Regions from separate parts of the Homo sapiens genome. Here region 2 is linked to region 1. A link is a loop called in an ENCODE intact Hi-C map of the cell type or tissue named here. Cell type or tissue: MCF 10A. All regions are shown on one strand. Links, peaks and the distances in the headings refer to the core of each region. The heading gives the core; the rest is flanking DNA.

Region 1 (2,891 bases), core at 389-2,888:
TTCTAGGTCAAACTCAAGAAAAATCAAGCCCTCGTCATTTATTCCAACCATGATAAAATGCCATCAATAAAGAAATCATAACAAATTACACAAATTTTAATGAGAGCAACAAATTTGAACTGCCCAAATGTTCTTAAAAGCCATCTACAATGAACAGGATGAAAAAAACCCAACTATATCTTTGTATGTAGAAGATAAAGATGTTATCAGTCCAATTTTAACTTAAGAACTCACACACATCCACAACTCTATACAAGCAGAAAAAATTCTGCATTCAGACCCCAAAGATCTGAGTTCCAGTCTAAGTTGGCTAGTGTGACACTGAACAAGTATCTTAACTTCCATATGCCTGTTTTCTCCTTTATAAAATAGTTTTCATGATAGAAAAATGGATGTATATGAAAGAACTTACAGTCACCAGTTTGTGTTGTGAACAATAGTATTTACAACCTAGATTTGTACTATTCATAATCTTGCATAGTTTTTAAAATATTTTTAATTAGCATTAGAGTTTGATTATCAAAAAGTTAGAATTTCCTAGATTCACAAAGGTAAGGAAACTGGAAGGACTCAGTAGAGTCATTAATGCCTTAAAGTGATACACCTTTTTGAGTTTCCCATCAGAATAAGTATGATTTAGGAAATCATTAGGAGAAATAAAAGTCGAATTTACAGATGCAAAACACTTAGTTAAAAACTTATTTAAAACAAACAAAACTATAATAGTTTATGAATTTTAGAACTGCTGGATATAAATTCTTGTAAAAATTATTTACTAGAAGAAAAAGTACACTTCCCAGTTGTAATTCTTTGTGGCTGATGCCACAAAATGGGGGATCCAATCTATGTGTATTATACTTTGAAAACATACCGTGCAGTCTGTAGGGTGCATGCCAACATACATTTACCCACAATGAGTCCATAAACCCACTTCGAGGGGTAAGAGAAAAAAGCATACCTAAGACAAATTGAAGTGTTTAGGCAAGCAGCTAAATTGTTTTTCCTTCTTTCCTCCTCCTTAACCCGGGTTTTTGTCATCAGGTTAAGTGATTTTTTCTGAGTTCCAAAACCCTTTGGTCTCCGACAGGAGACTATACAACAGGCCTGCAAATAGGAGAGGGAATGGGAGTGGGGGCGGTAACTCTTCTTTCCACTCAAGTTACATCCCGAGTGGGCTAACTACATTGCAGTATTTGGAAAACCTATTAACTTTTGGGCAAAGTTCCTATGCTGAAGTTTAGCCTGAAGCAAGTTCTCAAAAAAAAAAAAAAAAAAAAAGAAGAAGAAATAAAAAAGAAAGAAAAAGAGAGAACCCTACACAAAACAAATCCACTGGGACCTATTGGAATGTTAACACTCATTATAAACAGTTTCACTTCTATGCTGAATCAAGTTGGCACAATAATCGAACATTGTGTATGTGGAATAGCAGCCATGTTCATATCCGCAATAAGAATTAAAAAGCAATGGCGATCCTAGAATTAGTCATCGCTTCCCAAACATTAACTTTTAATCACAGTTGAACTAGGCAGGACTTGGCCTATGAGTCAACCTGCAGTGTATTATCAAAGGCTTGTGTTAAAACCTCGGTACTGTAAAGCGCAACTCAGTTCCTGCGCAACGTACAGATGTGGCTAATTCAAAAGCGTTTCAGCCGACTGTAAATAATAGTCTACAACTGGGAAACCAACACGCGACCTACTAAGTTTGATAAGAGCAAGCCGGCCCAAGTTCCAACACACAAGGGAAGAGCAGGGGTGAAAGAACTCCATAAACAACTTCCAGGAAAGTCTGGGCAGGGGAAGCCCGAAACCTGTATTCCGAAATCGCCTGAGCCGCGAGGAAAATAAATGCTTACGGGAGGGGGAGGGGAAACGGGAGGGGGGAAGGAAAGAAAGAGCAAAAAACTAAATGGACCGGTTCTACCCCCACCTCTAATCAACACTGGAAAACAAGAGAACAATTATTTGACTCCCCCAGGAGACTGAAGTGGACCGAGAGGCCGCAAAGGAAAGGGGCCCAGGGCTCAACTTCACAAACTCGGCCGCCGCTGGCAACACACCCACACACAAATGCCAGAGGCCCCCCTCCCCCTTTCCCAGCCCGGCCCGGCGGGAGCGAAGGTGCGGAGCGCGCGGAGGCGCGCGCATTGTGCAAGCCCACCGCGGCCCAGGCCCGACTTTTCCCCACCCCCTTCCTTCCTCCCCACCCCTCCTCCACTCCCGCCAACCTCTCGGGAACCCCGGGAAGAAAGAAAGGAAGAAGGAGGGAAAGCACGCCCCCCGGGGCTGCAACCGCAGAGAGAAACTCAGAAGGGAAAAACAAATCTCAGCCCCGGACTCTGGGAGGAGTGGGGAGCTGGTCACCGCGGCGGAGTGGACGACTCCAGTTCCACTTCGCCTCGGGACCCCCACCCCAGCTAGAGTTCCCGCAACCCCCCTCCCCTGACCAGAGCTGGCGGCCGCGGCTCCCGAGCGCCCCCCCGGTCTGAGGCCCGCCCGACGGGGAAACGGGGAGAGGGGCAACGAGGTTACCTGTCGGGAGTGGGATTTGGGCTCCGGCGGCTTGAAGAAGGAGTCGGGCAGCTTCCGGAGCCTCATGGGCACGGTCTGGGGCACGTTGGCCGTCTTGGGGTTCATGACGGCGTTGAAGAGCGCCTCCAGGTCGGTCTCCGAGTCCCCGCGGACGTGCACGATCTGATGCCCGGCGGGGGGTGCCTGCGGCGCCGCCTGGGTCGCCGCGGGTGCCGGTTGCCCGGGTCCGGACGGCGGGCCCTGCCCCTGCGGGGGCTGCGAAGGCGGCTGCCCTTGGCCCTGGGGGGCCGGTTGAGGCGGCGGCTGCTGCCCGGGATCCATGGCTTCTGCCTCCCCCGACGCGCACCCCCTGACCCA
Region 2 (2,906 bases), core at 186-2,685, 65 kb after region 1:
CCTCAGGAAGTGTTTGTTATGCCAAACTATAAACTACAGTCAATGCATGAAGGACATGAATGGCAGAGAATGAAGATAACTTCATAAACTGTAACAGTATTTTCCATTTGATTGAGGAGAAAAAAAAAACAGGATTGAAAATAATGGACTAAATTTTAACAAACACACCAAAACTTAAACTTTCAAGTGAGTTTTACCTCTCTCAAAGTAGTCACCTCTAGTAGTCAAAAGACTTATTCAAATCACTGTGCTACGGCTTCATACTTTTTTGGGGGAATTCCTCATTTGGAACTGTTGGTAGAGCCTGAAGCCCAGTTCTCAGAGTGGGTGTGATGTTGAGAAAAAAATCGAAAGTAATTTGGAGCTAGTAAATAAAGCGGCGATAAAGCTGTGTGATAATATTTAAAATATTTTAAAATGAGATGTGCCTATTGAAAAAGAGAGGCTGGGGGTGGTGGCTCGCCTGTACTCCCCAGCACTTTGGGAGCCCGGGGATTCAAGACTAGCCTGGGTAACATAGTGAGACTCTGCCTCTAAAAAAATTTTTTTTAATTAGCTGGACGTGGTGGCCTGCACCTGTAGTCCCAGCTATTCAGGAAGCTTGAGCCCGGGAGGTCCAGGCTGCAGTGAGCTGAGATGGTGCTACTGCACTTTATTCAGCCTGGGTGACAGAGAAAGACCCTGTTTCAAAAAATAAGTAAATAAAATAAAATAAAACAAAATAAAATGAAACAAAAATAAACAAAGGGAGAAACTAATCTTCTAGAGAGCGCGCGATCTTCCAGAACTGCAAAGTTCCCCGAGGCAAGATACAAGATGCTGAAAGTAGAGAAAGAATGAACTAAATGGCAAACAAATTTATGATGACTGATTCGAAACGTAAAAGTTCCTTTAAAAAAATCATTTGCACCTTTTATTACTCCCAAACGCCAAGAAAACGACGTCAGTAAGGAATAGCGTGTTCACAAGAATCTATGCCAACTTGGGGGGAAGTTTAAAAATCCGCAGAGACCCAGGGAACTCTCCGACCCCCATACTAACCATAACGAAATCATCCTTCCGATAGGACTGAAAGGTCTGGTCAAAGCCGAACGCCTGCGCCTTGATTCTGCCCAGCATGGACCTGGGGCAGAGGAGGAAAAAGAAATCATCTGGGGGCTGGCACCCTCTCAGAGCGCACCGATAACCGATCCCACCCACAGCATCCGCCCTTCCCGGGTGGTTCGGGGTTCACTCAGGAAGCCTCAGGGTTCACTCAGAATGGCGCCGACCCGCGCGGGCCCCTCGACGCCCGGCCTGCGCCTCCACAGCCGCGAAGACCAAGGGCCTCTTCTCTCCCTGTGCCTCGGTTCCTCACCACTGGCGGAGCCGGCTGGTGATCTCCTTAGAGCTCAGAGACTGGAAGGTTTTCTGAGGCAAGAACCTGAAGTAGTAGCCACCCAAGTCCCCGAGCTCCCCAGTAGCCATCGTGCTCTCGGCTGGGTGGATGCCTGGGCCGTTTCCATGGAGACGCGGCGGCCGTCGTGTCGGAGCGACGCTGCGGGGGCGGGGCCACACGTCTCTAGGGACCCAGGAGTTCCGGCCTTGCCGCCGCGGGTGCAGGGAGGGAGGTTAGCCTGTCTTTCCCAGGAGCTTGTGCCACTCCACTCCCCAACCCCGGGCTTGGCGGTTAGGGAAACTAGGGGTCGGGGATGGAGACAAATTGCCAATCGATACTTGTTGACATTAACTTTTAATAATAATTACTCAGCATGGGTTAATATTCTAGTCTCAAGAGCTATAACCTCAGATTTACAGTTATCTACGTTTGATGACTCAAACGTTTCTGAAGAAAAGATTATTCTGAATTAATTAGGTTTATCTATTTTGGAAGACAAATGTCTATGTGACTACTTAGGAAACTATTCTGTTTTACCATCTGTTTTTTTTTTTTTTTCCTTAAAATGTACACTTGAAGGCCAAAAAAAAAAAAAAAATGTTTCCATACACAGTACATTACAACATGCTGTTTATTTATTTTTGTTTTTTAGACCACTTTTGTTCTGGTATGCGTGCTGTTTAATAGAAAACACACTTTTCTTATTTTCTATTGAAAATTATCTTCGTTTCTACTTTTTTTTTTTTTTGAGATGGAGTCTCGCTCTGTTGCTCAGGCTGGAGTGCAGTGGCGCGATCTCGGCTCACTGCAACCTCCGCCTCCCGGATTCAAGTGATTCTCCTGCTTCAGCATCCTGAGTACCTGGGATTACAGGCTAAGTTTTTGTATTTTTAGTAGAGACAGGGTTTCCCCATGTTGGCCAGGCTGGTCTCGAACTCCTGACCTCGAGTGATCCGCCCGCCTCGGCCTCCCAAGGTGTTGGGATTACAGGCTTGAGCCACCGCACCCGGCCTGTTTCTATGGTTTTTATTTTTGCCTTATAGCAGTGCATTTGGACTTCAGAATGGAGGGATAGTTCTTTTCCATCTCGTTGCTTTCTCTCCTTTTCCCCTAGCCCTTAAGAACTTGATTATTTTTTAACAGCATTAGCAGAAGAAGAGACAGGGAACAAAGACAAAAAAGAGAAACAGAGGGAGAGAGAGATAGATTATTCCTTTTCATTGATGTTTAGTATTCTGTTACTTGACTATACTACAGTTTATCCTTTTGGGCTGTTTCCTCTTTGAGGTTGTTATGAAAGCAGCTATGAACATTCCTGTGTATGCCTTTAGATGGACTTATGCACCATTTCTGTTGGAAATACATCCAGGATTGGAATTGCTCAGTTACATGGCATAAGTATGTCTAGCTTTACTACATACTGTCAAAAAGTTTTCTAAAGATCAGTTTACATCCCAACCAGCAATGAATGAGATTTCCCGTTGTTCAACATCCTTGCCAACACATAGTATTGCCAGTCTTTTAAAAT

Evidence for each region. A loop is a pair of places that touch in the nucleus more often than their neighbours do. Peaks named below come from ENCODE experiments on the same cell type or tissue, not always from the same donor. Only the 100,000 strongest peaks of a DNase experiment are listed, where the experiment ranks them.
Region 2: a loop joins it to region 1, with 2.3 times the contacts of the local background. A loop is called at or near these places in 12 of 110 quality-filtered maps.

Annotation. Positions count from the first base shown.
Region 1 is chr11:102,110,813-102,113,703 of GRCh38, reverse strand. YAP1 (Yes1 associated transcriptional regulator) reads right to left here. Exons shown (of 9, transcript NM_001130145.3): 1 at 2,535-2,891. The coding sequence starts at 2,855. Among named protein-coding and RNA genes, the nearest start is that of YAP1-DT, 1.8 kb to the right of the region's middle. In MCF 10A, for the core only: no CTCF peak of the experiment used is centred there; DNase peaks (open chromatin) are centred at 1,553 and 2,203.
Region 2 is chr11:102,046,032-102,048,937 of GRCh38, reverse strand. It overlaps CFAP300 (cilia and flagella associated protein 300), which reads right to left and starts at 1,501. Exons shown (of 7, transcript NM_032930.3): 1 at 1,358-1,501; 2 at 1,042-1,123. The coding sequence starts at 1,467. In MCF 10A, for the core only: no CTCF peak of the experiment used is centred there; a DNase peak (open chromatin) is centred at 1,517.